2 separate regions of the Homo sapiens genome follow, and region 2 is linked to region 1. Evidence: read pairs that join two places in POLR2A ChIA-PET (ENCODE). Cell type or tissue: PC-9. All regions are shown on one strand. Each heading gives the region's core, and the rest is flanking DNA. Links, peaks and the distances in the headings are about the cores only. Region 1 has its middle 71 kb from the start of GFI1. Region 2 overlaps EVI5 (ecotropic viral integration site 5).

The links. Peaks named below come from ENCODE experiments on the same cell type or tissue, not always from the same donor. Only the 100,000 strongest peaks of a DNase experiment are listed, where the experiment ranks them.
Region 2: POLR2A ChIA-PET joins it to region 1 with 14 read pairs; 2 of 35 experiments call an interaction of 5 or more read pairs at or near these places.

The regions. Positions count from the first base shown.
Region 1 is chr1:92,408,148-92,424,598 of GRCh38, forward strand. No RefSeq gene overlaps it. Among named protein-coding and RNA genes, the nearest start is that of GFI1, 71 kb to the right of the region's middle. In PC-9, for the core only: no CTCF peak of the experiment used is centred there; no DNase peak of the experiment used is centred there.
Region 2 is chr1:92,701,935-92,718,385 of GRCh38, forward strand. It overlaps EVI5 (ecotropic viral integration site 5), which reads right to left. Exons shown (of 20, transcript NM_001350197.2): 3 at 2,621-2,810; 4 at 1,461-1,685; 5 at 207-281. Among named protein-coding and RNA genes, the nearest start is that of EVI5, 75 kb to the right of the region's middle. In PC-9, for the core only: no CTCF peak of the experiment used is centred there; DNase peaks (open chromatin) are centred at 5,534 and 8,017; H3K27ac peaks cover 1,042 bases.

The sequences.
Region 1 (16,451 bases), core at 3,031-11,030:
ACTTGAGCTCAGGCGTTCGAGACCAGCCTGGCCACCATGGTGAAACCCCCGTCTCTACTAAAAATACAAAATTAGCTGGGCATGATGGCACACGCCTGTAGTCCCAGCTACTCAGGAGGCTGAGGCAGGAGAATCACTTGAACCTAGGAGGTGGAGGTTGTAGTGAGCCAAGATTGAGCCACTGCACTCCCGTCTGAGTGACAGAGCAAGACTGTGTCAAAAAACACACACACACACACACACACACAAAAAAAACAAAAACAAAAACAAGCAAAACCAAAACTCATGTTGAAACTTATGACAGTATTAAGAGGTGAGACCTTTAAGAAATGATGACAATATGAGGGCTCTGCCCTCATGAATGGATTAATGCCATTATCACAGAAGAAGTTATCATGGGAGCTTGGCCCCCTTTTTCTCTCTGTCTCAAACACTGGTTTGCCCTTCCACCTTCCACCATGGAATAATATAGCACGAAGGCCCTCATCAGATGCCAGCACCTTGATACTGGATTTCCCAGCCTCCAGAATGGTGAGAAATAAATTTCTTTTTTTATAAATCATAGTCTGCGGTATTCTGTTATAGCAACACAAAACAGACTAAGACATAAAAGGAAATAGTATAATGATATAAGTTGTGACTTCAAGAGGGCAAGAGCTACTTCAGATGGGTGCTCAAGGAAAACCTTCTGATGAGGTGACATTTGAGAGCAGAGAGCAAAGTGATGAGGAGTAGGCAAACACTGAGGAGCTGAGACCATTTTAGGTAGAAGGTCAGTACATGCAAAAGCCCTAAGGCAATAGTAATGGTTTGGCCTTTTGGAAGAACTGAAAGAAGGCTGAGGTACCTGAAGCAGAATGAGCAAAAGGAATGATGGAATGAGAAGAGGCTGGGAATACAGCCAAGTGCTAGATTAGCAGAGACTTGTGGGCTGTGGTGAGGACTCTGGGAAGCTACTAGAAGACTGTAAGCAGGGGAGTGACCGGAGCTAATTTACCTTCATAAAAGACCACTGGATAGTGCATGGAGTATGCAGGGGTTGGAGACAGGCAAAGTGAGGGTAGAGAGACCAGCTACAAGGGTTTTTAATAATCCAAGCAAGAGGTGTCTAGGGTGGAAGCAGTGAAGATGGAGAGAAGTGGATAGATTTTGGAAGTATTTTTTCATCTAGAACAGGTAAGGCTTGCCATGCATTGACTGAATTAATCAAGGAGTCCATTAATGAATCATTACTAAAATGGGGTGATCCAGAGGAGAAAGGTCAGTGTGTGCTGTGGAAGTTAAGGAATGCTTTCTGGGGGAGGCAGAATGAGAGCTGGGCTTGAGAAATGAGCTAATTACAGCTGAAGAAAAGTGAAACAGTAGGGATCTGATCTTAAACAAAATCAATGAGGTGGGAATGAGCTTCCATGTGTTTGGGGGATCTTGAGGAACCTGCCTGCTAGCTTGGTGTGGATATTGGTTGTTGAGGAACAAGCAGGATGATAGGATAGGGTGAGATGGGAAGAGCCTGGATGTAGTAGATCTGGAAAGCCCAGATGAGTGAACCTTGTACCTACCCTCTACTTAATCCCCAGAGAGGTGTACCATAGGCTTCCTATCAAGCTGACTGGCATTGAGCCCTTTCTCCAAGTTTTATTCCTCGACCCAGACATTCACTTTATTGCCTCAGGAGAGGTTCAGTGTGATCACTGACCTGCTCAATGTCAAGGTGACTGGTGAGTCAGTGGGCTTGGAACTGGAACAGGTCCTTGTCACATTTACCATCCCTGGCAGATACGGCAACACCTAACAGTCTATAAATGCCTCAGATAATAAGTAAAGTATACCATAAACTCTGAGCTATGGAGGCATCAGTCCGTCTCTGCCAAAGGTGGTAGTTTTTTCCAGCATTAGATGGGAAGCACCTCCAGGGCTGCCTGTTCAACCACCCACCCCCAAAGCAGCAGCAGCAGCTCCTCCTCCTCCTCCTCCTCCTCTTCCTTCCCCCCACCCCACCCCTCGCCCAGCAGGCTGGCAGCCCAGCCTTTCCTGTCTCTACCAAGGAAGGTGTGTGTCCCACAACTCCACGAAAGGGCCCCTGTTACACCTGGAGAGGAGGCTTGGATTTTAAAATGCCAGACTCTCTAAGAGACCCCACTGAGGTGGTCAAGCTTACATTTCCAGGCCCTGTCACCTCTGTGACTATAACAGATACTTCCCTGCCATGTGGTTCCAGCTCAACTGTAAGCTCTACAAAGGCAAGGATGATGCTATCTCATACCTGCTTGTCCCCAGCAGCCAACACAGTGAGTGTTTAGAATGCATTCGCTAAACAAATGATTGACCATGATGTGGACTTAGGGATGGGACACAAAAACTGCTCAATGCCTATGCAGCTCCTCTGGAGGTCTGCTCACCACCTCCATGGAATAACAGCTGCCTTTTACTCAGTTGTGCATTACGGTGGTAGGCACATTTCCCACAGCAGTTCATTTAATATTCACAACATCCACCTTTTATGGGGAGCATGCTTATCTGCATTTTACTGATGAAGAAACTGAAGGTAAGATGAGTTAAGGTCACACTGCTAGCAAGAAGCAGAGCCAGGACTCCCACCGAAGTCTGACTGACCCCAAAGCTCTCATCCTTTCAGATTGTAAGCCTAGAGTGCTTCTGTGAGCAAAGTCACTGGAGTCTTCCACCTGCCACTGGGATGGCAATACAGCAACCCTTTAGCTCCCCCTCCCACCTTGGCAGGAAGCGGTTTATCAGATTAACAACCTGCCTGCTCCCACAGCAGCGACCAGTGCTCTAAGGAAACAGAATTGGGCTGGGCTCAGCCTTCTGTGGGGGCCAAGGACACAGGGATACCCCAGGCCTTGGAACTGGGGTGCTACCTTGTGCTTTTCCCCTTCCCAGCAGGAGATCCTAATGTATCCTTTGACATCAATGTCAGTATGAAGTAATAGGAACTACACAGAATTTGGAGACAGACAGACATGGGTTTGAGGTTTGAGCCTTGACAGGCTTTGTGCCCTTGGACAAGCAGCATAGCCTCTCAATTCTCAGTTTCTTCAGCCAAAGAATGGTTTCATGACATCATGGGAGTTATCTTCAGTATTAAATGAGATGGCATGTTTAAGGAGCTCACTCCACAACTGGCACCTAACAGTGCTTTTAAACAAGAGTTTTCCTTTCCTCTCAACTGGATAGGGCAACAATTATTGGTCCCACTTGTCAGATGCGCAAACAGGTGCCAATAGGTTGAGTGGCCTATAGCTAGAAGAAGGGTGCCATCCCCTAACTCACAAGCCAAGGCTCTTTCTGCTGCCTTTTATCTGGCTCCTCAAAAGCAAAAACAGTTTGTTCTCCCCAAAACTGCTGATTTTGCCTTGAATAGGTAGCAGTCTGGGTCCTCTTCCTTTTCTCCTTGCTCCCTTTCCCCATATTCTTATTTTACCAGTCTCTTTGCTCACAAATCAGACTTATCATCATAAAGCAATAGAAAGGGCCATGGGCAGAATGGGAGGTAAATACAGTCCTCTCCACAAGGAAAACAAGCCCTCTCTATTGGTGCACAGTCATGACTCACCCCAGGCCTTTTATGAGGGCCAGATGCTGAGCATGTCTGAATTGCTTCAAATTGCTTCTTCTTCAGTGTGTGCTGGTGGTGGGGAGGGGAACAACCAACATCTATATATATTTATACATTTACCAGGAAATGTGTTTAAATTGTTTTCCAATCAAGTTTTACCACAAGCCGGGAGTTCCACACCTAATGAGTAGGCCAAACCCAGCCCATTGTCAACAGAGAAAAGTACATCTCAAACATAAAAGATTTCAAATCAAAATGGATATTAGAAGAGCATGATTCTTGGCATTGCTGAGCAGCCGGAGTTGTCTCCAGCAGCTGACAGTGTGAGTAGTAGTTGTTTTGAGGCTGACTTCATCCTGGATACCTTAGGAGCAAGGCAATGAAGGCTTCCAAGGAAGGAAAGCGTCTCTTTATGGCCTGCAACTGCTATACATTCAGACCTTTGGAAATCCCTGGTGTGGCTGCTGACCACCGAGAGCCCATCCCTGAGTTTGCCCACAAGGCAGCAGCCCTGCCTCAACCTGTCTGTTGCTCTGGGGCCACGGCTTGGGTCTTCTCTAAGACAACTTGAACCTAGAGATCTGTATGGACCCCTTACATCCGGATGTTACTTGTTACTTTCTTTTTTTTTCCTTTTTCTTTTTCTTTTCTTTTTTTTTTTTTTTTTGAGACAGGGTCTTTCTTTGTCACCCAGGCTGGGGTCCAGTAGCACAATCATAGCTCACTGAAACCTTGAACTTCTGGGCTCAAGCAATCCTCCTGCCTCAGCCTCCCAAGTAGCTGAAACTACAGGCATGCACCACAATGCCCAGCTGATTTTTAAATTTTCTGTAGACAGGGTTTCACCATGTTGCCCAGGCTGGTCTCGAACTCCTCATCTCAAGAGATCCTGATGCCTCGGCCTTCCAAAGTTCTGAGATTACAGGCATGAGCCACTGTGCCCAGCCCAGACATTACATTTTGTAGTCTTCAGTCAGTGTCCAAAATATAAGCCTTCTCATTTGTTCTTTCTCACATTCTCATCACCACACTGCTCTGTGTCCTCTCCCAAATCCCTTTCCCTTTCTCTGCAAGGCTTTCCTCTATGCACACTGGATCCTCATTCCATGGCAAATCAATCCTCTTCGTCCTTCATCTTCTCACAGAATGCTCTCTCCTCATCTTGGCCTCCCTAAGGCCTGGTCATCCCCCAGTCACAGGTGTGACTATCAGCTATCTTCAGTGATGGCTTTTTATTCTGCTACACCTGTGTATCTACCTGGGTCAGCAGATTAGGCCTGCAGGTAAGGTCAGTGTTCTCACACTCCTGTGCTCCTCTAGACCATTACTCTCCTCCCCCAGGGAACTGCCTTGGGGATCACACCATCTGGCTACACCAGCTTCCCTGTATTTTGTGTCTCCTGCCATATTCCTGCAGTCCAGTGTGCAGTGGGAGGACCGTCCCAGGCCATGCCTTACCCTCCTTATATTGAGTGACCCTCATCTCCCTTCCATATCCATCACCTACTGCCACAGCCACACTATCTGGTTTTTAATCCCTCTGAGATCGCTAGTCCCTTGATCCCTCCTCCTTCTCCCAGCTTATCATCCCCCAAACAGCATTCTCTCCTTTCCAACACAGCTTAAACTATTCTCTCATCCACACCCTCCATGCCTGGTACTGATATTCTGCTGCCCCCCAACCCCCTGCACCATGTCCCGTTTGCCTTCTCCTTTCTGTACTGGTAGCTAAGAAGAGCTACAGAAGAAAATCACATGCCTCTACCACCCCACAAATGTGCCTGCACAGAGGCTGCTGACTACCAACCCTAATATGTCTATTACCACCACCTTAGGATCTTGATTTGGAATAAAAATATTTCCCAGCATCCCTTAGACCAAAACACGGCCACATCACTCAGCTCTGGTCAGTAAGATGTGAGTAAAATTATTATGTGGCAGCTTCTAGGAAATTTCTTTAAAATACACCCAGAATGTACCCTTCATCTCATCTTCTTCTCCTCCATCCTTCTTGGAACATGGATATGATGGCTGGACTTCATCCTGGACCATAAGGATAAGGGTCACACCTGACGGATGGCAGAATGGAAAGCTAGAAGCAATCTGGGTCCCGCAGAACTGTAGAACCTGAATTGCCTACAATAGGCTTTCTTTTATATGAGAAAGAAAGAAATGTCATTATGTTTAATCCACTGTTTTTAGGTCACTGTTACTCACAGCTCCTCACAATAGAACTGAATTCTACTAACACAATGCCCTACACACACAGTCAATTCTTCTGCTTTTCCTTGGTCTGCTTACTTTCCTGACCCACTCAGGCTCTAGGGCAAGACAGTGTCTCACAGTTTTCAACACACTCAACTGCCACCCCTTCCCTAATCTCACCAAGTGACCTTCCAGTCTTTAGTTAGGTGGCTAGATACAAGATAAACATTTTAAAATTCATAACCTTTCTCTATTCCAGCAGCAAGCACTACAAAGGAAATGGGGAAAGTATTGCACTTAGGCAGCCAAAATTATAACACATTTAGAGATCTATTTAATACAAAGACACTGAAACCTAAATGAAGAACATGTATTAGAAGATATAAAACAATATCTGGGTAATAGAAAGCTATGGCATTTTCTTGGAGAAGACCTACTGGCTTAAAAAATGTCAGTTTGGGCCAGGCATGGTGCCTCATGCCTGTAATCCCAGCACCTTGGAAGGCTGAGGCAGGCAGATTGGTTGAGTCCAGGAGTTCAAGACTAGCCTGGGCAACATGGTGAAACCTCATCTCTACGAAAAGTACAAAAATTAGCTGAGTGTGCGGTGGCATGCACCTGTAGTCCCAGCAACTCAGGAGGCTGAGGTAAGAGGATCCCTTGAGCCTGGGAGGTTGAGCTGTGATCATGTCACTGCACTCTAATCTGGGCACCAGAGTGAGACCATGTCTCAAAAAAAAAAGTCAGTTTCCTCAAAATGTGTGTGTGTGTGTGTGTGTGTGTGTGTGTGTGTGTGTGTGTGTATGATTAGTTCCAATTAGAATCCCAACAATGTTTTTAATAGAATTTTATGAAGATCCCTGAAAAGAATAAATGACTGAAAATACTAAGAAAATTATAAAAAAAGAACAGTAAAAGGGACTTGCCTTACCAGAACATATTATAAGGTCAAACGGAAATAGAGAAATAGATCAGTAAAATAAAATAGAAAATCCACAATCAATAGAAGTATTTATGAAAAGTTACCACGATGCATGTGAAAGTCTAATTTGGTAGGAAATAAAGTTTCCTTTTTTTATAGTGTATAATGTGAACTTTTGATATCTGTATACATTGTGAGATGGCAAAATCAAGCTAATTAACATACCCATTACTTCACATACTTATCATTTGTTTTTGTAATAAGAATATTAAAATATACACTCTTAGTAATTTTCAACAATACAGGCCATCGCTGGGTGCGGTGGCTCACACTTGTAATCCCAGCACTTTGGGAGGCCGAGTCAGGAGGATTGCTTGAGTCAAGGAGTTAGAGACCAGCCTGGGCAACTCAGCAAGACCCTGTCTCTAGTTAAAATAAAATTTAAATTTAAAAAAGACTCTATGGCCGGGTGTGGTGGCTCACGCCTGTAATCCCAGCACTTTGGGAGGCTGAGACAGGTGGATTACCTGAGGTCAGAAGTTCAAGACCAGCCTGACCAATATGGTGAAACCCTGTCTCTACTAAAAATACAAAAATTAGCTGGGCGTGGTGGCAGGCACCTGTAGTCCCAGCTACCCCGGAGGCTGAGACAGGAAAATTGCTTGAACCCGGGAGGCAGAGGTTGCAGTGAGCTGAGATTGTACCATTGCACTCCAGCCTGGGTGACAAAGCAAGACTCCGTTTCAAAAAAATAAATAAATAAATAAAAAAGACACTTATCATTCAGAAAATAAGGAAAAAAAAGAATACAGGTCAAGCTTAGTGGCTCATGCCTGTAATCCCAAAACTTTGAGAATCCGAGGTGAGAGGGTCACTTGAGCCCAAGAGTTTGAACCAGCCTAGGCAATATAGTGAGACTTTGTCTCTACTAAAAATGAAAAGAAATAGCCAGGTGTGGTAGCACATACCTGTGGTCCTAGCTACTCGGGAGGCTGAGGTGGGAAGATCATTTGAGCCCGAGAGGTCAAGGCTGCAGTGAGCTGTGTTCATGTCACTGCACTCCAGCCTGGGTGCCACAGACAGACCCTGTCTTCAAAAAAAATACTAAAAGAATACAATACATTCTTGGAAAGCTGAGTCAGGAGGATCACTTGAACCCAGAAGTTTTAAGACTGCAGTGAGCAATCATATCATGCCACTGCACTCTAGCCCAAGCAACTAAGCAAGACCCCATTTCAAAAAAAAAAAAAAACATAAGTGTGATCCAACGAGTATATTAGCATGACCCCAAAACCGTGTGTGTGTGTGTGTGTGTGTGTGTGTGTGTGTGTGTGTGTGTGTGTGTGTGTGTTAGGGCTTGAAGAAGTCTTCCATGAATAAGTAGCACCCTTCTTCCTTGCCCAAGGGTCTGAAAAAGTTGAGAGTAAACAATGAATAAATACAGGGCCAAAATATCCTTTTTTTCTTTTTCTTTTCTTTTTTTTTTTTTTTTTTTTGAGACAGGGTCTCACTATGTTGCCCAGGCTGGTCTCAAACTTCTGAGCTCAAGGGACCCTTCCAGCTTGGCCCCCCAAAGTGCTAGAATTATAGGTGTGAGCCACCATGCCTGGCCATTTTTTTTTTTGAGACAGATTTTTGCTTTGCCACCCAGGCTGCAGTGTTGTGATCACGGCTCACAGCATCCTCAAGCCCCCACAGGCTCAAGTGATCCTCAGCCTCAGCCTACCAAGTAGCTGGGACTATGGGTACATGCCACCATGCCTGGCTAATTAAAAAAAATTTTTTTTTTGTAGAGATGGGTGTCTCACTCTGTTGCCCAGGATGTTCTCAAACTCATGAGCTCAGTGATCCTCCCATCTTGGCCTCCTAAAGTGCTGGGATTACAGGTGTAAGCCATTGCACCTGGCCCACAATATCCTATTTTTAATGATGCGGCTGATTCCCCTACCATCAGACTGTCACTCCTTAAGCCCCTCCTCTGTTAAATTCTGGATTGCCCATAGCCAGTCCAAATATCTACATCCTATCTCAGTCAGTCTCATAGAAAAGAAGATGACTCTTTGGGTAACTAACTCTCAAAATCTGTAGTTTTTCCTTATTTCAGTAGTTGTGAGTATACCTCTGTCCCTGAACTGATCACAGTGATAGGCAGAATGGGATATGTTGATTGGCTTAAACAATCAGACCCCTGCCTGGAGCTTGGGGAGAAGAGTCAGTCGTACCAATGAGGGGGTAGAGTGAATTTCCCAAATGGGAATCCAAGAACTGCCTGCAAGAGAAGAAGGAAAATAAGTCTGGGCGAGGTGGTTCATGCCTGTAATCCCAGCACTTTGGGAGGCCGAGGCAGGCAGATCGCCTGAGGTCAGGAGTTCGAGACCAGCCTGGCCAACATGGTGAAACCCTGTCTCTACTAAAAATACAAAAATTAGCTGGGCACAGTGGCAGTCGCCTGTAATCTCAGCTACTCGGGACGCTGAGGCAGGAGAATCGCTTGAACCTGGGAGGCGGAGGTTGCGGTGAGCCAAGATCACGCCATTGCACTCCAGCCTGGGTGACAAGAGTGAAACTCCATCTCAAAAAAAAAAAGAGAGAGAGAGAGAGACGGAAGAAGGGAAATAGAAGTAGGGAGCTAACTAGCAAATGCCCCCTACACATGGGTGTGAAGTACCCAGAACTGGAGAGCCAGGTCACAGTCAAGCTGAGACCTGAAAGTGAGAAAGGAGTTAACAGGAAAAGAGGGATAGAAGACATTCTGGGCAGAGGGAACAAAGGTACAAAGCTTGGAGGTAAGAGATAATATAATGCATGCAAGAACTGCTAGGATTTCAGTATGCCTAGTGCACAGAGTGATAAGAGATGACAAGAGAACGTGCTGAATGGGTGAGCAGAGAGCAGACAAGGATTGTGAGCTCTTTGGTGATGGGATGGAATTTATATCTCCTAGGCAGTTTAGCACAAGCTTCAGATAAACAGACCTGGGATCGAGTTCAAATCCCAACACTGTCCCTCAATGATTTTGGACAACCTCTCTGAGCTTCAGTTTTTTTAATGTCTAATTTTATAATCTATAAAATACAGCTATTAATAGCTCTTTTTCAGAGTTGTTGAAGGGTTATACAACAGGGTATATGTATGGTCTCTGACATATAGATAGTCTGGATAAAAAGTAACTGTTATTATTACTATCAGTGCTTCTCTCAGGCCTGGCATCCCTGCCCTCAAAAACCAAACAATACCTAAGTAGTATCAGTAAACATCTGTGGATTGAAGGGCTGGCATCCCCTGTGAGTCAGCCTTGCCCCTGTACATAGCTCCATACTCCAGCAACTCCTTAGCCCCTGACCCCAGTCCTGCAGTGTCCTCCTCAATTTCACGGTGCTCACAACTGCCAAGAAATACCCAAAGCACAGGTATCAAAAGACTGGGACCCCAGGCTGTTGGGCCTGCAGAGATGACGGACTCTGCCCCACATGTGTACTCTGGCTGGCAGGTCCTGAAAAGACACAGCAACCAGGGCTTGGGAGAGACCAAGAGACCAAGGAGGACACAGCTGCCTGAAGATTAGGGAAAGCTTGGCTGAGTGAGACATCCCAAAGGTGATTTTTGTTGGCCTCCTCCAGAACCTAGGAGACTAACTCTTAGTGGTATATATTCCGGGATCTTAGCACCCCTTTCAGGGCATTTGGAAGTGTAAAGGATCACCATGTCTGAAGATCTGGATGTCAAATCTGTCACTGTCTATCTCCCCAGAGGCTGAAGGCCTTTAGGTGTCTATTCAGAAGCTGCTGGACACAGACCTTTTTCAGGCATCCCTAAAGGGTCTAGAGAATTGGTAGGTGTTGACCACATTATACCTGCCTGATCATCAGTGTGCACAGTGCATAAAAACTTGTACATGGAGGCCAGGTGCGGTGGCTCACACCTGTAATCCCAGCACTTTGGGAGGCCAAGCAGGGCGGATCACTTGAGGTCAGGAGTTCAAGACCAGCGTGGCCAACATGGTGAAACCTCATCTCTACTAAAAATGCAAAAATTAGCTGGGTGTGGTGGTGCATACCTGTAATCTCAGCTACTCGGGAGGCTGAGGCAGGAGATTCACTTGAATCCGGGAGCTGGAGGTTTCAGTGAGCCAAGATCGTGCCACCACTCCAGCCTGGGCAACAGAGACTGTGTCTCAAAAAAAAAAAAAAAAAAAAAGAACTTGTACGTGGAACTCTCACAGAAATAGGCTTGAACCTCAGCTCTGCTATTCCATATTTGACTTTGGGCAAGGTACTTTACATCCTCATCTTCAGTTTTCTCATCTGTAAACTGGGGATGGCAATGCCGAGAATTAAATAAGAAAAAATACGCATAGTGCAGCCAAAAGCGGTGGCTCATGCCTATAATCCTAGCACTTTGGAAGGCCAAGGCAGGTGGATCACTTGAGGTCAGGAGTTCAAGACCAGCGTGGCCAACATGGTGAAACCCCGTCTCTACTAAAAATACAAAAATTAGCCAGACATGGTGGCATGTGTCTGTAATCCCAATTACTTGGGAGGCTAAGGCAGAAGAATAACTTGAACCCAGGAAGCGGAGGTTTCAGTGAGCCGAGATCACGGGCCACTGCGCTCCAGCCCACGCAACAGAGCGAGATTCCATCTCAAAAAGAAAATATATGTGTGTGTGTGTGTGTGTGTGTATACACATACATATATGTGCAAAGTGCTAAATATGAACATCCTTCATAAATATTAGTTCCTTTCCTTCCTTTGTTGCTATCAGGCTTTTTTCCTTACTCTTGGGTTCTTTCTCCTATTCTTTGGCACCCATCCATCTTGTCTCCTATTCTTGCTGTGTACTGACTGTCAGGAAGCTTCATAGTGCTGTCCTCTTGGATTAACTTCCTCCCAACCCACGGCACTGGCACTTCAGAAGACTTGGCAGTAAAAAGAGCCATAATCATTCAGTCATGCAAATTGAGCACTCTATGCTAGGTCTTACGCTAAGCGAAGGAAATACCAAGGAGAATAAGGCAGTCTGTTCCTCATGAAGCTCCACCCCAGTGAGAGACACCAGCACAAAAGAGCTCATAATAACGCTGTGTAAAAATGCAGTGACTTTGGCAAAGAAGGGCCTACCTGCTGGGTGTGGGAGCCTCTAGGAGGAAGCAACACACAAGATGAGTCTTAAAGGATGAGTAGATACTGCCTAGAGGAGGGAAGGCGAGGGGAAGCATAAGCAAAATCAAGGAGGAGACCTAGAGCCTGGCATGTGCAAAGAAACATGGGCAGTTCTGCATTGCTGGAAAATAAAGTGGCACATAGCCTACAGTAGATGGCCAATTAATATTTGTTTGGGTAAGCATAGAAAGAGACTGATGGACAATACAGCAAACTGTTCAATACTATGAAGTTGAGAACAGGAGGCAAGGGAATCCTTCAGTTTTCACATTATACACTACCATGTTGTTTGAAATTGTTACAAGCATGTATCAATTTTATAATTTAAAAATACACTTTTGGCCTGGTGCAGTGGCTCATGCCCATAATCCCAGCACTTTGGGAGGCCGAGGCAGGTGGATCACCTGAGGTCAGGAGTCCAAGACCAGCCTGGCCAACATGGTGAAAACCCGTCTCTACTTAAAATACAAAAGATAGCCAGGAGTAGTGACAGGCACCTGTAATCCCGCTGCTCGGAAGGCTGAGGCAGGAGAATTGCTTGAACCCAGGAGGCAGAGGTTGCAGTGAGCTGAGATTGCATGATTGCACTCCAGCCTGGGTGACAGAGTGAGACTCCACCTCAAAAAAAAAACAACAAAAAACACTTTTTTGAAAATAATAAAAAGTTAATTTTGGCTGCAATGTGTAGAACAAGTTGGAGTTGGGGTAAGCCTGAGGCAGGGCGACCCAGTTATAAGGCTACTGCAGATGATGAAGGAGTCTTTTTTTTTTGTTGTATTTTTAGTAGAGATGGGGTTTCAACATGTTGGCCAGGCTGGTCTCAAACTCCTGACCTTGTGTTCCACCCTCCTCAGTCTCCCAAAGTGCTAGGATTACAGGCGTGAGCCACCGCACCTGGCTGATGAAGGAGTCTTAAACCAGAGAAGTAGCTATGGGGGTCGGGAGAAGGAAAAGTCTAGAGCTTCAAGATTGTACAGCTGTGTGGGTGGTGGTACCTTTACTGAGACAGAGACCATGAGGGAAAACAGGTCTGGGTTAGGAGGGGAGGAGAGGTAGAGACAATGAGAGTAGTTTTGTCCATGTAGGAGCTGTGGTGTTCATGGGATACCCAGCTGGTAACTTGACTATATGAGTCTGATGTTTCAAAAGAGACAAGAAGTGCCGGGCACGGTGGCTCATTCCTGTAATCCCAGCACTTTGGGAGGCCGAGGTGGGTGGATCACAAGGTCAGGAGATGGAGACCATCCTGGCTAACATGGTGAAACCCCGTCTCTACTAAAAATACAAAATTAGCTGGGCACGGTGGCGCATGCCTGTAATCCCAGCTACTCGAAAGGCTGAGACAGGAGGTTGCTTGAACCCGGGAGATGGAGGTTGCGGTGAGCCGAGATCATGCCATTGCACTCCAGCCTGGGTGACAGAGCAAGATTCCGTCTAAAAAAAAAAAAAAAAAAAGCTAGGTGTGGTGACACACGCTCGTAGTCCCAGCTACTAAGGAGGCTGAGGTGGGAGAATCGCTTGAATCAGGGAAGCTGAGGTTGCAGTGCCAGGGCACTCCAGCCTGGGCGACAGAGCCAGACTCTGTCTCAAAAAAAAAAAAAAAAAAAAAAAGACAAGAAGAAAATGTAAATTTGAGACATACCAGCATGTAAATCATTAAAACCAAGAGGATAGATGATACCACACAGGAAAAATATGGCAAAGAAGAAAAAGAGAGGGTCTGGGATGGACACCAGCCTTTAAAATCAGGCAGAACAGGCCAGGCACAGTGGTTCATGCCTGTAATCCCAGCACTTTCGGAGGCCTACGCGAGTGGATCACCTTAGGTCAGGAGTTCTAGACCAGCCTGACCAACATGGTGAAACCCGTCTCTACTAAAAATACAAAAATTAGCTGGGCATGGTGGGTGCACCTGTAGTCCCAGCTACTCGGGCAGCTGAGGCAGAATTGCTTGAACCCAGGAGGCAGAGGTTGCAGTGAGCCAAGATCACACCATTGCACTCCAGCCTGGATGACAGAGTGAGACTCTGTCTCAAAAAAAAAAAAGAAAAGAAAAGAAAAATCAGGTGGAAGAAGAATCCATGGTGACAGAGGAAGAACAGCCAGAGGAGTAGGAAGAAAACCAAGAGGTTATATGCTTCCTTGGAGGAAGAATGGTTTGGAAGAGGGAATAGATACCAGTGTCAAATACTTCTAAGAAGTCAAGGAAGATGAAGTCTCAAAGTGACCTTGACATGTCCATCAAGACCTCTGGGTTTCCTGGGAGTGTCACTCAGAATAATCCTAGGTAGGAAGGGCAGATACTGGAGCTTCCATCCTGCTAATGACTGTATGTGTGAGCTGACTTTTGCCTTTTCCTTTTTTATCCCAATACTGCAGGACCCAAACCTTATCACTACACTTAGTCTGGCTTTGTACATTCTGAGTTCTAGAAAGTCTCAAATGGAAAGGGCTGCGAACCACCCTTGGGCATCCTGAAAAAGGCACCAATCCTGGCACATCCCTAACTTTCTTTTTGACCCTGAGTAAGCCATAGTTCCTCTGTTGGCCTCAGTTTTCCCATTACTAACTAAAAGGGTCAGAGGGAATCATATTTAAGGGCCCCCTCCCAATCCTCATATTCCATGATCCAATAAACCCCATGAAGAGACAGCCTAGCTTTTTCTGAGCAGGGAGCATTTTAAGATCTGGCTTTGGCCGGGTGCAGTGGCTCACTCCTGTAATCCCAGCACTTTGGGAGTCTGAGGCCCAGCAGATCACGAGGTCAGATGGACACCATCCTGGCCAACATGATGAAACCCCATCTCTACTAAAATACAAAAAGCTGGGCGTGGTAGTGCATGCCTGTAGTCCCAGCTACTCAGGAGGCTGAGGCAGGGGAATCATTTGAACCCAGGAGGCAGAGATTGCAGTGAGCCGAGATCGTGCCACTGTACTCCAGCCTGGCGACAGAGCGAGACTCCGTCTCAAAAAAAAAAGATCTGGCTTCCTGGCTGGATGCCATGGCTGACGCCTATAATCCCAACACTTCGGGAGGCTGAGGCAGGAGGATTGCTTGAGTCCAGTAGTTCAAGATCGGCCTGGACAACATAGTGAGACCCTGTCTCCACAAAATTAAAATAAAAAAATTAGCTGTGCATGGAGGCACATGTTTGTAGTCCCAGCTACTCGGGAGACTGAGGCAGGAGAATTGCTTGAGCCCAGGAGATTGAGGCTGCAGTGAGACATGATGGCCCCACTGTACTCAAGCCCAGGTGACACAGTGAGAAGCTGTCTCAAAAAAAAATTAAAATTAAATTAAATTTTTAAAATCTGGTTTTCTGATGTAAAAGCTTGCTCAGAGATCACAGGCTGTGGTTTCCTTTTTGTTTTTTTTTGTTTGTTTGTTTGCTTTGTTTTTTGAGATGGAGTTTCGCTCTTGTTGCCCAGGCTGGAGTGCAATGGTGCAATCTTGGCTCACTGCAACCTCTGCCTCCCGGGTTCAAGCAATTCTCCTGCCTCAGCCTCCTGAGTAGCTGGGATTACAGGCATGCGCCACCACACCCGGCTAATTTTGTATTTTTAGTAGAGATGGGGTTTCTCCACGTTGGTCAGGCTGGTCTCGAACTCCTGACCTCAGGTGATCTGCCTGCCTCAAGCCTCCCAAAGTGCTGGGATTACAGGCATGAGCCACCGTGCCCAGCCAAAAGCACATCTCTTCTAATTGCTGCCACAGAACAGAAAGGAAGCTTTTCTTTCCAAAAAATGTTTATTCTCCAGTTGCCTAAGGAGAAACAGCGCAGGTTAAAACGGAACAGGTCAAAACTCCCATGCTAATCAGTAGTGGGATTTCACCTACGAATGGGCACTAATGGGCACTGCACTCCAGCCTGGGCAACACAGCAAGAACCTGTTTAGAAACGTATTTTTGTTTCATTAAAAAAAGCTTTAGTATGTTTTCTTCTCACTTGCTGTAATTGGAGGAACCTATTCTTGGAGGTAGGATGAGGTCAGTCCCATCCAAACCTATGGCTCAACGGAAGACAGTGGACAGGTCCCCAGAGGAAGATCAGGATATAATTTGACCAAAGGATGGAAGATGTTTACTACAGGTCTCTACTAGACACCAAGCACCATGCTACATTCTGGAGACATAATGTTCAAAGACACAATTCCTGCCTTCCAGGAGTTCACAGGAGAACAGTGATGAGGAAACAGTTATAATACAGCACAAGGAGAAAAGCATGAACCTGAGAACACACAGGAGCTCCTCCTGCTCAGCCACTCCAACGGGGTGAAGGGTCATAAAAGAGTGAAAGTGGGGGGTTGTCATGGAACTTCCCAAAAGAGGTAAATCTTTTAAACTTTTTTTAACATTATTTTTTACACACAGCCTCCCATAGGAGAAGGGAGTGAAATCTTGAAGGATAAGTAAAGCTTTATCAAGTGTAGATGGAAGAAGGGATTTCTAAGCACAGAGCACATCAGCAAAAGCATAAAAATCTCAAGAAAATGGGAGTAGCTGAGAATGACTGGACCATAAAGTACATGCAAGAGCCAAGGAGAAGAGGAAGCAGTCAGGAGAGAGTGGTGACACACGAGGCTG
Region 2 (16,451 bases), core at 1,380-9,379, 290 kb after region 1:
GAAATTTCATTTGGTGGTAAGATATTACTATGTTATTTTAACATGTTTAATCTTTTAAAATGCAAACTAAATATTTGTATTCAAATTATGCCTAGGAAAAAATACCCATATCCACTTACATTTAATAAAACAAAGATGCTTTTTAAACTCTCCAATCCAACTTAATAAAAAATTTCATTGGACATTTAATACTTATATTAACTTACCTGCATAAGCAACAATCCAACTATAAAAGCACTTCCTTGACAGTAACCAACCTCACGATCTACTAAAGAGTAAGCCTAAAAAGTAAAAAAAAGTTGTTCAAAATACATGGTAAGTTATACCTTCCTTCTCCAAAAAACCTAAAATTGGCAAGACAGACAGATTAAAAAACATTTATTTTTGAGAAAAGCTCTTGCTTGCTTGTTATAGATGTTATCCTATACATATTTAAAAAGCAAATGTTTTATTACATGAAATTTTATTTTGACAATTTCCCAATCCAAACTTGCTAGCTCTAAAGACATAAAATAAAATAAAATAAAATAAAATAAAATAAAATAAAATAAAGGAATTTGTAACAGGGCTTAAAAATCAAGTAAAATTGAGCTGGGCACAGTGGCTCATGCCTATAATCCCAGCACTTTGGGAGGCAGAGGCAGGCGGATCACCTGAGGCCAGGAGTTCGAGATCAGCCTGGCCAACATAGTGAAACCCTGTCTCTACTAAAAATACAAAAATTAGCTGGGCGTAGTGGCGGGCGCATGTAATCCCAGCTACTAGGGAGGCTGAGGCAGGAGAATTGCTTGAACCTGGGAGGTGGAGGTTGCAGTGAGCTGAGATCACACCGCTGCACTCCAGCCTGGGCAAAAAGAGTGCAACTCCATCTCAAAAAAAAAAAAAAAAATTCAAGTAAAATTTATATTGATGTATATAAAACTAGACTAGGTTTAAGGCAAAGGATTGGCGAAATTGAAATGATTTAACAAGAAGTCAGTATTTCAAAGAAGTAGCTAAAAGAAAAAGTAACTGTGGGAAGGGAAATGGCAATATTGAAGAAAAAATGACAATGGTACACCTTTCAAGGGCTAAGTGCTCTTAACAGTGCTGGCCATAGAAAGCAGAAAAATTTGCTCACTGTAGGAACACAGATATGATAGGAGAAACCCACATCCCAGGTTTTGAACTTCACAGATGGTGAATTATTCCTTTTCATGAGGATCCCTCTATGATATGTGACTTTTAAGCTATTCCATTTCCATCAACTAATGCTAAATAACGTAGTAAATGTTCTAACAAGTTCTCTATACTAGATAGTAATGTAGCATAAGAATTAAGGCAAAAATGATGCTAAAACCAATTTCACTGCCAAAGCAACTGATTATTGTGGTGGGAGGTCATGCTTCATCATGAAAAATGTATAATTTCAACCTTCCAGGAATTCATTTCATTTCAAAAAATGAATAAATAAAACTTACCTTCATTACATTAAATAAAACCTCCTGTCCAAGGCTATCTTTTTCCTTAAAAAAGTTGTGTTCAGGGTAAGTTCTAGCAATGTCCCTTCGGATCAATTTTTCACAAGGCGAGGTCATTTTCAGGAGTTCTGAATACTGATCCTTAATTGGCATACTTTGTGCACTGCATAAAAGTTGCCAAACTATTGCTCTAAAGTGATGGGGTATCCCTTTATGAACAAGTTCCTAAAAATAAAATAAAATTACAAAAATGAATTATTTAAGTGTCCTATCTTGCAAGCCAAGGAAGACTTATTAGGGGGTTGGAATGAAGTAGAAGACATCATTAAATTTGTAACTCACAAAGCTAGCTTTATAATAAGACTAGGGAACCCTGTAAGTCAAGGGTAAGATTGGGCCCTGGGTGTATCCTCTTCTGGTCAGGGGATTAATAATGATCATTTCACCTCAGTGTGTGACCTCTTAAGGTAATGGACTTGAAACCTGCAGAGCTGTGAATGATGGTACAGTACCCAACATTCAAAGGGCTGTTGAAGGCAAAAAAAAAAAAAAAAAGGAAAATACTGTTATTCAAGAATGCAGGATATCACAACTTCATTTCTGAATCAATAAAATGAGAGAATTTAATTTCTAAAACAATTTTCGGGCCGGGTGTAGTAGCTCACAACACTTGGAGAGGCGGAGGTAGGAAGACTGCTTGAGGCCAGGAGTTTGAGACCAGCCTGGGCAACAAAGCAAGACCCTATCTCTACAAAAAGGAAAATAAAAAATTAGCGAGGTGTGGTGACACACACCTGTAATCATAGCTACTCAGGAGCCTGAGGCAGGAGAACAGCTTAAGCCCAGAAATTCGAGGTTATAGTGAGCTATGACTGCATCACTGCACTCCAGCCTGAGCAACAAAGTGAGTCTTTATAAAATAATAATAAGTAAATAAAATAATTTTCAGTTATATATTTCTATATGATCAGGACCTCTGTAACAACTGATGTCTACAAATTAAAACTTTTAGGGGTACAAGTAAGTGAAAACAAATAAAGCAGACCTCTTTAATATATAGCTTGGAAGTTGTATTTGGGGTTTTTTTCCCAATCCTCTATTAAGTTATGTCTGACGCACTATGGAATAAGAATAAGAACTTCAACAAAGAACATGAATACCTTAACTTGCTTTTCCTTCTTTTTGCGTACATCTTCCCATTCATTAACAATTCTTCCCCAAAGAATCCAAGAATCTTCTTCAAGGTGACTGAGGTTGCTAGAGGCTGATGAACTCGACACAAGAGAAGAGCCACTGTTTCTTCTTGACCCATTTACAGATCTTAAAGACTTACTATCCGTTTCTAACAATCTAAAATATAATTAAAAACTGTTCAAGATCTAATCGGACAGTGATATTAGAAGAGGCATTGATGATACTTAGAGCTTTATTACTGCAATTTAACCATTGTTTTAAAATATAGTTTTAATAATATACATAATTTAAATAAATTTTGGTCACATCAATAAAATTACTGCTATATTTTTTTCACCTATTATAGCAGTTTGAAAATTTGAAAAAGCAAATTACGTTAAAAATTTTTGAGCTACTAGCCCCATTATAATTTCCCTTCGTCTCCATTAAAAATTCAAATTAGGGGAAATCTGATGAGAAAAGTATTTGGGTAGGCTTCAGGAAAAAAGAACTTATACTTGGAAGAGGTACAACAAATCTATGAAATAACCAATCCTAAAACGTTTACAATGTGTCTAAGGCTTAAAAGTAAGGCAGAGCCCCCAAAATTAACCAAATCACTTCTCTTTTTTCATTTTGCTTCACACATGCATAACCAATCTGCCCAAACAAAAAGTATTTATTTGGCCTATGCAGTGTTTGTGTAAAAACTGAGCTATTACTAATATACTAAAATTGGAGGATTTCACATATTTGCTTATATGCATTTATACTTTATTTATAATTCTAGATTCTCTTGAAAAATAAAAAGATAAGGCAAAACCGGTCCATATTCCTGCACAGTAAGAACAGGATATAGCTGCGTGGGAGCTTCTTCCTTCAAATGCAGAAGGACTTTAATCTGCTCACTTTCCATAATCCCTACAGTCTCCCCTAAAACTCAGGCCAGCTAACAGCTGCTATTTATTACTAGGTTTACACTGTTAAACTGGGACCTCCTCACTCATAAGGTCCCTGTTGAATTTTGAGCTTGCAACCCTGTGTTAGGCCTCCTCCTTATCTGTTGAAAGAAGGGTTAAGATAATTTCCAAGATCCAATCCATGACTAATCACTACATTAAGTCTTTTATTTATAAAAGGAAGGTGGAAAACGTAGCTCTATCACTATTTTATATAGCTACTACTCACTTCCAGTAATTCTTCAGGAAAAGTCATCTGCTTAGGCTACAACAAAAGCTCACAATACTAATTCATAAAATACAAAAGCTGAGAAAGAAAATAAACATATAGAGGTCAAATCCTATTTAACAGATTATACAACCACCCTTTGAGAGCCAGATTTATATGCTACTCATCTTTATATCCCTTAGAACATTTAGCTCAATGCAAAGTATATTATCAAAATGAAATAAAATCATAAGTCCAAATTTTAAAATTCCAAATTCCAGGTATGTCATTTTCAATAATACAACAGTATAAACTGAACAAACAAATTCTATCCTTACTGAAGGAAAATTTAATATATTTTCATGGCAACAATAATTAAAATAAAATTTCCCAAATATTGCTAAAAACATAAAAACATACCAAACAGCCAAAGTGAGCATCAACTAATTATTATAAATAATTTTACTTGAAAAAAATTATTTCAGAACAAGGTCTCTGAGGAAAATAAAAAGATAAAAAAAGAATTAATGATGATGTTTTACTTTAAATACTGTTTTAAAATACATATTATTTCAGTAAGTCCGTAATATATCTTATGGAAAAATTAGTTTACATAGGTAATTTTCCACATGATTCTAAACCCTAAGAATTGTAAATGCAATAAAGAAACAAATTTTACTGAAATAACCTGAATCCTAGTTATTTGCCATACTTATTTACTGACTGCTTGCTACATCTCAATTAAATTGCATCACTATCAACAGAGATATGCAGTTCAAAGAAAATAATGGTTTTCCTAAGTTAAACCTAAGTTCGAGGTGTAATCCAAGTATAGATGAAGAAGCACCTAAACAGAAGGCTTTTAGAGAGTCAAAAAGTCTTGGATTGCTGAGTTATTAATACAACTTCTAGGATAGGCACAAATATCAAGTGAATTCGTGGCATTCGTGGGTTAGAGAAGATTAAGCAGTTAACCTTCCGAGAACATTGAAATAGCACATCCAATTATACAAAGCTGTGAGGAACGTTTACAAATAAAATATCTCAAGACATTACACTATTTAAAGATACTGTCCCTGCTTTATCTTATAAAATGGTTTAAAATAGATAAGCCTAAATATAACAAAACTATAAAACTCCTAAAAACAAAATACAGGAAAACCATGGCCGGGCGTGGTGGCTCATGCCTGTAATCCCAGCACTTTGGGAGGCCGAGGCGGGCGGATGACCTGAGGTTGGGAGTTCGAGACCAGCCTGACCAACATGGAGAAACCCTGTCTACTAAAAATATAAAATTAGCCGGGCATGGTGGCACATGCCTGTAATCTCAGCTACTAGGGAGGCTGAGGCAGGAGAATTGCTTGAACCTGGGAGGCGGAGGTTGCGGTGAGCCGAGATCGTGCCATTGCACTCCAGCCTGGGCAACAAGAGCGAAACTCTGTCTCAAAAAAAAAAAAAAAAAAAAACACAAGAAAACCTCTTCACAGCCTTTGGGGTAGGCAAAAATTTGTTTGCAGGACATAAGGAAACAGTAACTACAAAAGAAAAAATTGATTTAAAAACTGGACTTCACCGAAATTAAAGAGCTGTGCTCCTCAAAAGATACTATTTTAAAAATGAAAAGGCAAGCCAGACCAGAGAGTAAGAAGAAAAAAAAAAGTCTAAACACAGGTATCTGACAAAAGATAGTATACAGAATATATGAACCACTCTTAAAGTCAATAACTAAGAAACCAAACACCACACTTTAAAAAATGAGTAAGAGACGTAAACTGATACTTTCTAAACAAGATAATCAAATGGTCAATAAGTACTTGAAAAATGTTAGCATCTTTAGTCATCAATGGAAATGCAAGTTAAAACCAAACTATATACATATTAGAATGGCTACAATTCTAAAGACTGACCATACCAAATGTTGGCCAGGATGGAAGCAATTCTATCAATATTAAAAGTACAAAATAGTATAACACATTTGAGAACTGTTTGATAATTCCTCATACAGTTGAAATACATATCCATATGGTCCAGCAGTAAAATGAAAACATATGTACAAAGAAGACATAGTTGAAAGTTCATAGCAGCTTTATTCACAATAGCCCCAAACCAGAAACAATCCAAATGTTCAGAAAAATAAGTGATCAAATTGTGGTACATTCATTCAGTGTGATACTACTCAGCAATAAAAAGAAATAAACTGCTGACATGTGCATCAACATGGATGAATCTGATAGATGTTAGAACGAAAGAAGCCAGGTGCAAAAGAGTACATACGATATGATTCCATCTATATAAAGTTCAAGAACAAGCATAATATAGAAGAAAATACAGGAATAAATCTTCATGACTTTGAGTTAGGTAAAGCCTTAATTATGACCAAAACTACAAGTGACAAAAGAAAAAACAGATACACTGGAATTCATCAAAATTAAAAACATTTTGTACTTTATTGGCTACCACCAAGAAAGTGGAAAGACAATCTACAGAATGGGAGAAAATACTTGCGAATCATAAGGGACTTGTATCTAGAATATAGAAAGAACCCTTACAAATCAACAATAACGTGATTTAAAAATGGACAAAAGATCTGAATAAACATTTTTCCAAAGAAAACGGCCAATAAATACATAAGAAGATGTTCAACATCACTAGTCATAGGGAAAAAGCAAATTGAAAACACAATGAGATATTTTACAACCATTAAGATAGTTACAATCGAGATGACAAATAACAAACAGTTAAGTGTTTGTGAGAATATGGAGACAATGGAACTCTCATACACTACTTGTGGGAATGTAAAATGGTACAAGCACTTCAGCCTGGCAGTTCCTCAAATGATAAGCACAAAATTACCATGACTCAGCAATTCCACTCTTAGGTATATATCCAAAAGAAATGAAAATTTATATCCATCAAAAACTTATATACAAGCATTCACAGAAACATTATTCATGATATCAAAAAAAAGAAAAATCCAAGTGTCCATCAACTGATGAATGGATTAAAAAAACATGGTATACCCAAACAATGGAATACCAGCCACGAGAAGGAATTATATTCTGATACACACTATGACATCCATGAACCTTGAAAACATGATGTTAAGTTAATGAAGCCAGTCACAAAAGGGCACATATTCCATGAATACATTTATATGAAATATCTAGAAGAAAGAAAATAGATCAGCAGCTGCTGAGGGTTGTAGTAGGAGTGAAGGTAGTCAGGAAAACATAGACTGCTAATGTGTGTGCAGTTTCTTTTTGGAGTGATGAAAAAAATTCTAAAATTGATTGTGTTGACAATTGCACAATTCTGTGAGTAGACAAAACACAACTGAACTGTAAACTTTAAGTGGGGGAATTAAATATATGGTATATGAATATCTGAATAAAGCCATTATACAAAAAAGAACAGGTAGAAGAGAAGTTTTGACAGAGGGTGGGGTTGCTAGAAAGGACACAAAGGAATTTTCTGAGATGATGGACATTTTCTAATATGATAGAAACTTTCTAAGTCTTAATAGGTATGTGGGTTATACATAGGTATATACATTCTTTGAAATTCAAACTTTACACTTAAGAACTACACATTTCTCTGCATATTATTCATCAATTTTTATCACTTCATCAATATTTGTAAAAAATATTATCTACTTAATGGCACTAGGGATAGTAAAAATTCGGTGAGAAATGACTGCATTTTATTATTGTAAGCCCTTCTGAACTTTTTAAAACCGTAACTATTACTTTTTGTAAAAGATTATTTTGGGCATATTTTATAAATAAAGGAAGATATAAACATGACTTCATATTTGCCTTTTCAAATTTCCTGGTCATTCCAGCAAATTTTAAAATTCTCTAAAGAAAAACTTTAGAATTTTTATAATGAAGAAGTCTTTCTCTGTGAGAGAGTCGGAACATTTTGCAGAAGTAGTAACACTTGAATTGATACCATGAAGTCTCTCCCCAGTGAACTATAGCATGTATTTTCCTATAGCATGTAGAAAAATAATTTACGTGTTCAAGAATATGTAAACTTTATAGACTATGTAGTTAGAATCAAGCATTTTTATTCCTTATTGCTAAACGTGATGAGGAACAACTCAAGAAGGCTTTTAAACAGGTTTCCACCTAGTTTCAGTATAATTAAGGTAGTCTGGCATGGTGGGGGAGGGGCGCACTGCCTGAAAGTCAACAATTTACAAAGCCTTGAGCTTGGCAGCTGGGAAAATGGTAATACAGCATTACTCATAGGTCTGTGGGCTAGTGAGAAGTATATCTAAAACTTTTTCACATATTTTCCTCCTCCCAGATCACATGGGTGCACTGCCTTACATGGATTTATTGCAAAGCAAAAAAAAAAAAAAGGGAGGCCGAGGCAGGTGGATTGCTTGAGCCCAGGAATTTGAGACCAAACTGGGCAACATGGAGAAACCCCATCTCTACTAAAAATACAAAAAATTAGCCAGGTGTGGTAGTGCACACCTATAGTCTCAGCTACTGGGGGGCTTTGGTGGAAGAATCGCCTGAGCCCCGGAAGTTGAGACTGCAGTGTGCCATGATTGCACTGCACCACTGCACTCTAGCCAGGGTGACAGAGTGAGATCCTGTCTCGAAAAAAAAGCAGGGGGGATGGTGGGGGAATAATTCACCTCACTTCCCATCCCATCCCATCATAATCTCCTTCTAACACAAGAATTCTGACTATCACAGATTAAAGAAAAAGAATACTGTCCAAGCAGGAATATTGTACATTGTAATCTAAGGTGTCCCTATAGGTTTGTGTAGCCTCCTGGCCATTTCTAATATTCCACTTTTATACAGTAAATAATTCACAGGCCTAAATTCATTCATTCTCCCAGAATGACAGACTAGGACATAAGACATTGTTTTTCTATCAACAAGGGAACACACAATCCTGTCTCCTAACTGGGTCACTACAGGTTTCTCTTAGAGTAGCTCCTGATCCAAGGGCAGCCACTGAAACTGGCTACAGCCACACAATAGTGAGATTGGGGTTGGGGGGGGGGTGCCAATATACCAACTGGACTCCAAACAGTATTAAAGATCGAGAGTCTAGGAGTGGTTGCTTCTGGAAGTTTGGTAGACTTTGTAGGGAGAAAGCATTTCCAGTTCCCTAATGGGTGGGACTGGGGAATAAGTTGAGAACAAGAAAATATTCCAGCATGGAGAACAGCCTCGGTCTTATCTTAGACAGATGACCTTCACCGTATCTTTGCTTCTGAGAATCAAAACTTCTTATCGAGATGCCACCTATGTAAGGAAAATGACAGAGTACAGACTTCACGATGGCCATATAAGAAAAAAGAATAGCTTGTGTATGGCAGCATGCAGATGATAAACAGCCCCCCAAAAAGGCTTATCTATAATACTATGATTTGAAAATACAAGGGAGGAAAGGGAAAAGAATGAGTTCTCTTTTGAGTATTTGGAGTTTGAAGTACTTGGGGGAAAATCCATGTAGACAATAAGCACAGCAGTTGAAAAGACAAATCTGAAGTTCATAAGCAAGGTGAACGCCACAAACAAAAATCTGGTAATTATCTGAAAACAGTTGATATTAAACTTCTTGAGTATCCTATTGTACTCAGCATAATGTTTTCCTATGGATACCAGAACTCAGAAAGCAGGATACAACAGCAACTGGTCAACATGCCAGTTGGTAATTTATAAACTGCTAAGATAATTTATAAGGAGCTAAGAAAGGATCTAAGGAAGAAAAACGCTGTATGATACAAACACCTGGGAAGCTAAATACACTGGCACTTACAAGTGCAGTAGTCCCAGCTACTTGGAAGGCTGAAGTAGAAGGACTGCTTGAGCCCAGGAGGTCAAGGCTTCAGTGAGCCATGATCACACGACTGCACTCTAGCCTACGTGACAGAGCAAGACCCTGTTTCAAAAAAAAGGCAGAGAGATTTATTACGGAGGAGGCAACTTTTCAAACACAAGGTTCAAACATCTCTTTGTAATGTAACACCAAAGAAACAAGATATGAATGTGCAGCAACTTGCCAGGTAAAAGAATGGAAAATGATTAACAAAAAACTTATTTTAGTCCATTTGAGCTTCTATAACAAAATATCTTGGACTGGGTAATTTTTAAACAACAGAAATTTATTGCTCACAGTTTGGAGGGTGGGAAGCCCAAGATCAAGGCACCAGCAAGTTTGGCATAAGATAAGGACCCATTCCTCACAGATGGAGGCCTTTACGGGCCCTCACATGGTGGAAGGGGCAAAGGACTCCCTCAAGCCTCTTATAACCACACTAATCCCATTTATGAGGATTACAGACTCCCAAAGGCCCAATATATTAATACCATCACCTTTGGGATTAGCTTTCAACGCATGAATTTTAGAGGGTAACAAAAAGACCATAGCAAAACTACATGCCTAACCCAGAGAGGAATCACATCCTTTCACATCAACAACACCAAGCACAAATTCATGTCTCAGAGCAATAGAAATACTGTAACAATGAGAGAATTCAGAGAAGACACAAGGAATTAGGACAGGAAACAACTCAGAGACAACACAGAAGAAAGATACCTAAATGACAGGGATTTCTCTAGTTCTGAAAAATAGAATTTTTTTTTTTCTGTGTTTAAGATCAGGGCTTGGAGAAGGTTTATAGGCTCCTCCCAAATATTATGATCAGAAACTAATAGTATGGAGATTATTTTATACAGACATTCCAGAAAAACAAGCCTAGCCGACTTCAGTCTTAAGATTTCTTAATTTCAAGAGACTATCTTAGGCTAAGCTAGTTGCCACAGAAAAGGTAATATAATAAATTGTTTAATTAATTATACCATCAAATTCTTTAGGAAATCAGAGAACTGATAAAAAAATTTAAAACAATCCTCAATGAAAATAATAAGAACAAAGACTTCAAATGAAGATCTACAGACCTTTCCTATGATTAAAAATACAAGAATTTTTAAATAGAGACTTGAAAATATCTATTTTGCTTGCAAGCTCTTCACTTCCTTGGTGTTGCTGGATGTTTTATGGAGAGTATCCTCAGGAAAACTGAGGTAATGCTATGGTGGTAAAATTATAAATATAAGATGGACATTAGGTCATCTAGATCAGCCTGTCCAAAAGAGATATAATGCAGTCCACTTATGCAAAGCTAAATGTTCTAATCACTACAATTAAAAGCTTTTTAAAAAAGATGAAAAATATATATATAAGATATATATATTAAGATATATCTTAAATAGAGATGGGGTCTTGAGAGGCTGGTCTCAAACTCCTGGGCTTAAGCAATCCTCCCACCTAGGCCTCCCAAAGTGCTACCATTAGAGGAGTGAGCCACCAGGCCCAGCCTGAAATTAATTTTAATAATTTATTTTATCAAATACAGTTGAAATGTCACTTCAACAGGTAAACAAAATTTTTTCAATTACCAAGATAGTCTCTTTTTCAAATCAAGTTTTAAAATCTAGTACATATTTTACTCTTACAGCATATCACAAGTCAAACCAGCCAGATTTTGGGTACTCAATTGCTACATATGGTTACTGGCTACCATACTACACAATACTAGTATTGTCTAGTATTGCCTTTTCTTTTTTCATTTTATGGTAGACAATATGGTCGACCATACTAGACCATACTAGATCTAGATTTTGGTAGGATATAAAGATACATAAATTAAGTTTTCAAAGATTCCTGTTGACTATATTTTTAAAAATCATAAAATACATTTGCTAGTTTAAAAAGAACCCTTTCTGGCCAGGCGCAGTGGCTCACACCTATAATCCCAGCACTTTGGGAGGCTGAAACGGGCCAATCGCTTGAGGTCAGGAGTTTGAGACCAGCCTGGCTAACATGGTGAAACCCCATCTCTACCAAAAACTACAAAAATTAGCCAGGCACAGTGGTGCATGCCTGTGATCCCAGCTACTTGGGAGGCTGGGGTCAGAGAATCACTTGAACCCAGGAGGCAGAGGTTGCAGTGAGCCGAGATTGCACCACTGCACTCCAGCCTGGCCGACAGAGTAAGACCCTGTCTCATAAATCAATAAACCACTTCTTTTTCTTCATTCTCATATCTCAGCCCCCAAAATATGCTAAAAAGCAAAATATGATTCCAAATAACAGAATATAAAAACGGAACAAATATGGCTGCAATGCCAAAGTTTTAAACCACGCAAATAATGGCTCACTCAAAATTTAAATTAGCAACATTCCCCTCCTTAATTAAAATGCAATCCTATTATACTTGAGACTTACCTCCATAAATTCATCTCTGCCAAAGCCTTTGTGATTTTAAAATGAAAAAAGAAAAGCACATTTAACACACAAGGGGGAAAAAAAACTATCCGATTTCAACTTTAAAGCTATCAATTATTAACTTTCATCAAATAGATCTTTGACATTACATTAAACCATTTCTTCACATCTTTCTGGGGTTGCTACATGCACTTATTTTTAAAAAGTAATAGCCGCAGTAAAACTATGAAAAGAAAAAAGTTTCTTCATAGAATTTGATATTTTCATGTTTCTTAAATTTTAATTTTCTAAAATGTTATTTTTATACTTTCTGAATCAAAGAGAGTGAACACAACCAGAGAATCATCTACATTTGGGGAAGGGAAGAATAAATCCTAAATAAAAGCATCTACTTTGTTATGCTACAAAGTGTAAGTTGTATCTCATAATTTTTACTTTAGATATATAACTTACATATCTATATTACAAACCACAGAAGTAGAGAGAATTCAAATTATTATCCTTGCAATTTTTCCCCAGACTTACTAGTTGGTGGGGCGATAGGACAGAACAGGAAGAAGAGCACTAAAGCTTAGTGTTTGTCATTTTACTTTACTTAATCTTATTTTTCAAAGAGAGGGTCTTGCTCTGTCTCTCAGGCTGGAGTATAGTAATGTGATCAGAGCTCACTGCAACCTTAAATTTCTGGGCTACAGCAATACTTCTGCCTCAGCCTCCTAGGTAGCTAGGACTACAGGAACATGCCATCACACCCAGCTAATTCTTTTATTTTCTGTACTGATGGGGTCTTGCAAATGTTGCCCAGGCTGGTCTTGAACTCTTGGCCTCATGCAATTCTCCCACCTCGGACTCCCAAAATCCTGGGATTACAGGCATGAACCACTGCACCTAACCTTTACTTTTAACTAAAGTCAGAGAGATGTTTTTCCACCAGGATTGTTCTCCCAAGGCAAAACAAGACTCATTCTCTACATATAAATCCTTCCCATGGATTCTGAGTTTTAATGATTTTTTTTTCTTTTTTTTTGAGATGGAGTCTCACTCTGTCACCCACGATGGAGTGCAGTGGCACGATCTCGGCTCACTGCAACCTCCGCCTCCCAGGTTCAAACAATTCTCCTGTCTCAGCCTTCCAAGTAGCTGGGACTACAGGTGCCTGCCACCATGTCCAGCTAATTTTTTTGTATTTTTAGTAGAGACAGGGTTTCACCATATTGGTCAGGGCTGGTATCGAACTCCTGACCTCAGGTGATCCACCCGCCTCGGCCTCCCAAAGTGCTGGGATTACAGGCATAAGCCACCGTGCCCTGACAGTTTCAATGATTTTTAAAAATACACACACGCGACTCAAAATTTGAACCCAAAAGTTCAAATTTTTTAGTACTTCCACACAAGAATAAAGAGTGACTTAAACTTCTGCTCCTTTTATTTCTTCAAGTTCTTGTCAAAATCTCTTTTCTGAACATCTTTCAACAACTCTAGTAAGGAGGCGTGTTCCAAGATGGCTGAATAGGAACAGCTCTGGTCTGCAGCTCCCAGCGTGATCGACGCAGAAGACGGGTGATTTCTGCATTTCCAACTGAGGTACCTGGTTCATCTCACTGAGACTGGTTGGACAGTGGGTGCAGCCCACAGAGGGCGAGCCAAAGCAGGGCGGGGCGTCACCTCACCCAGTAAGCACAAGGCTTCGGGGGATTTCCCTTTCCTAACCAAGGGAAGCAGTGACAGACTGTACCTGGAAAAACGGGACACTCCTGCTCAAATATTGTGCTTTTCCAACAGTCTTAGCAAATGGTACACCAGGAGATTATATCTCGCGCCTGGCTCGGTGGGTCCCACACCCACAGAGCTTTGCTCACTGCTAGCTCAGCAGTCTGATATCGACCTGCGAGGCAGCAGCCTGGCAGGTGGAGGGACATCCACCATTGCTGAGGCTTGAGTAGGTAAACAAAGCGGCCGGGAAGCTCAAACTTGTCGGAGCCCACCAAAGTGCTGCAAGGCTTGCTATCTCTATAAACTCCACCTCTGGGGGGCAAGGTGTAGCTGAACAAAAGGCAGCAGAAACTTCCACAGACTTAAATATTCCTGTCTGACAGCTCTGAAGAGAGCAGTAGTTCTCCCATCATGGTGTTTGAGCTCTAAGAACAGACAGACTGCCTCCTCAAGTGGGTTCCTGACCCCCATGTAGCCTAACTGGGAGACACCTCCCAGTAGGGGCCGACTGACACCTCATACAGGCAGGTGCCCCTCTGGGACAGAGCTTCCAGAGGAAAGATCAGGCAGCAATATTTGCTGTTCTGCAGCCTCTGCTGGTGATACCCAGGCAAACAGGGTCTGGAGTGGACCTCTGGCAAATTCCAACAGACCTGAAACTGAGGGTTCTGACTGTTAGAAGGAAAACTAACAAACAGAAAGGAATAGCATCAACATCAACAAAAAGGACATCCACACCAAAATCCCATGTGTAGGTCACCAACATCAAAGACCAAAGGTAGATAAAACCACAAAGATGAGGAGAAACCAGAGCAGAAAAGCTAAAAATTCTAAAAACCAGAGCGCCTCTTTCCCTCCAAAGGATCGCAGCTCCTCGCCAGCAACGGAACAAAGCTGGATGGAGAATGACTTTGAGGAGCTGACAGAAATAGGCTTCAGAAGGTCGGTAATAACAAACTTCTCCAAGCTAAAGGAGGATGTTCAAACCCATCACAAGGAAGCTAAAAACCCTGAAAAAAGATTAGACGAATGGCTAACTAGAATAAACAGTGTAGAGAAGACCTTAAATGACTTGATGGAGCTGAAAACCATGGCATGAGAACTACATGACGCATGCACAAGCTTCAATAGCCAATTCGATTCTAAAAACCAGAGCGCCTCTTCCCCTCCAAAGGATCGCAGCTCCTCGCCAGCAACGGAACAAAGCTGGATGGAGAATGACTTTGAGGAGATGACAGAAATAGGCTTCAGAAGGTCAGTAATAACAAACTTCTCCGAGCTAAAGGAGGATGTTCGAACCCATCACAAGGCAGCTAAAAACCTTGAAAAAAGATTAGACGAATGGCTAACTAGAATAAACAGTGTAGAGAAGACCTTAAATGACTTGATGGAGCCGAAAACCATGGCATGAGAACTACGTGATGCATACACAAGTTTCAATAGCTGATTTGATCAAGGGGAAGAAAGGATATCAGTGACTGAAGTTCAAATTAATGAAATACTCCTCAAGAAGAGCAACCCCAAGACACATAATTGTCAGATTCACCAAGGTTGAAATAAAGGAAAAAATGTTAAGGGCAGACAGAAAGGTCGGGTTACCCACAAACGGAAGCCCATCAAACTAACAGCTGATCTCTCAGCAGAAACTCTACAAGCCAGAAGAGAGTAGGGGCCAATCTTCAACATTCTTAAAGAAAAGAATTTTCAACACAGAATTTCATATCCAGCCAAACTAAGCTTCAGAAGTGAAGGAGAAATAAAATCCTTTACAGACAAGCAAATGCTGAGAGATTTTGTCACCACCAGGCCTGCCTTACAAGAGCTCCTGAAGGAAGCACTAAACATGGAAAGGAACAACCGTTACCAGCCTCTGCAAAAACATGACAAACTGTAAAGACCATCGACACTATGAAGAAACTGTATCAATTAACGGGCAAAATAACCAGCTAGCATCATAATGACAGGATCAAATTCACACATAACAATATTAACCTTAAATGTAAATGGGCTAAATGCTCCAATTAAAAGACACAGACTGGCAAATTAGATAAAGAGTCAAGACCCATCAGTGTGCTGTATTCAGAAGATCCATCTCACGTGCAAAGACGCACATAGGCTCAAAATAAAGGGATGGAGGAAGATCTACCAAGCAATTGGAAAGCAAAAAAAAAAACCAGGGGTTGCAATCCTAGTCTCTGATAAAACAAATTTTAAACCAACAAAGATCAAAAGAGACAAAGAAGGCCACTACATAATGGTAAAGGGATCAATTCAACAAGAGCTAACTATCCTAAATATATATGCACCCAATACAGGAGCACCCAGATTCAAAAAGCAAGTCCTGAGAGACCTACAGAGACTTAGACTCCCACACAATAATAACAGGAGACTTTAACACCCCACTGTCAATATTAGACAGATCAACAAGACAGAACATTAACAAGGATATCCACGACTTGAACTCAGCTCTCGAGCAAGCAGACCTAATAGACATCTACAGAACTCTCCACTGCAAATCAACAGAATATACATTCTTCTCAGCACCACATGGCACTTATTCCAAAATTGACCACATAGTTGGAAGTAAAGCACTCCTCAGCAAATATAAAAGAACAGAAATCACAACAAACGGTCTCTCAGACAACAGTGCAATCAAATTAGAACTCAGGATTCAGA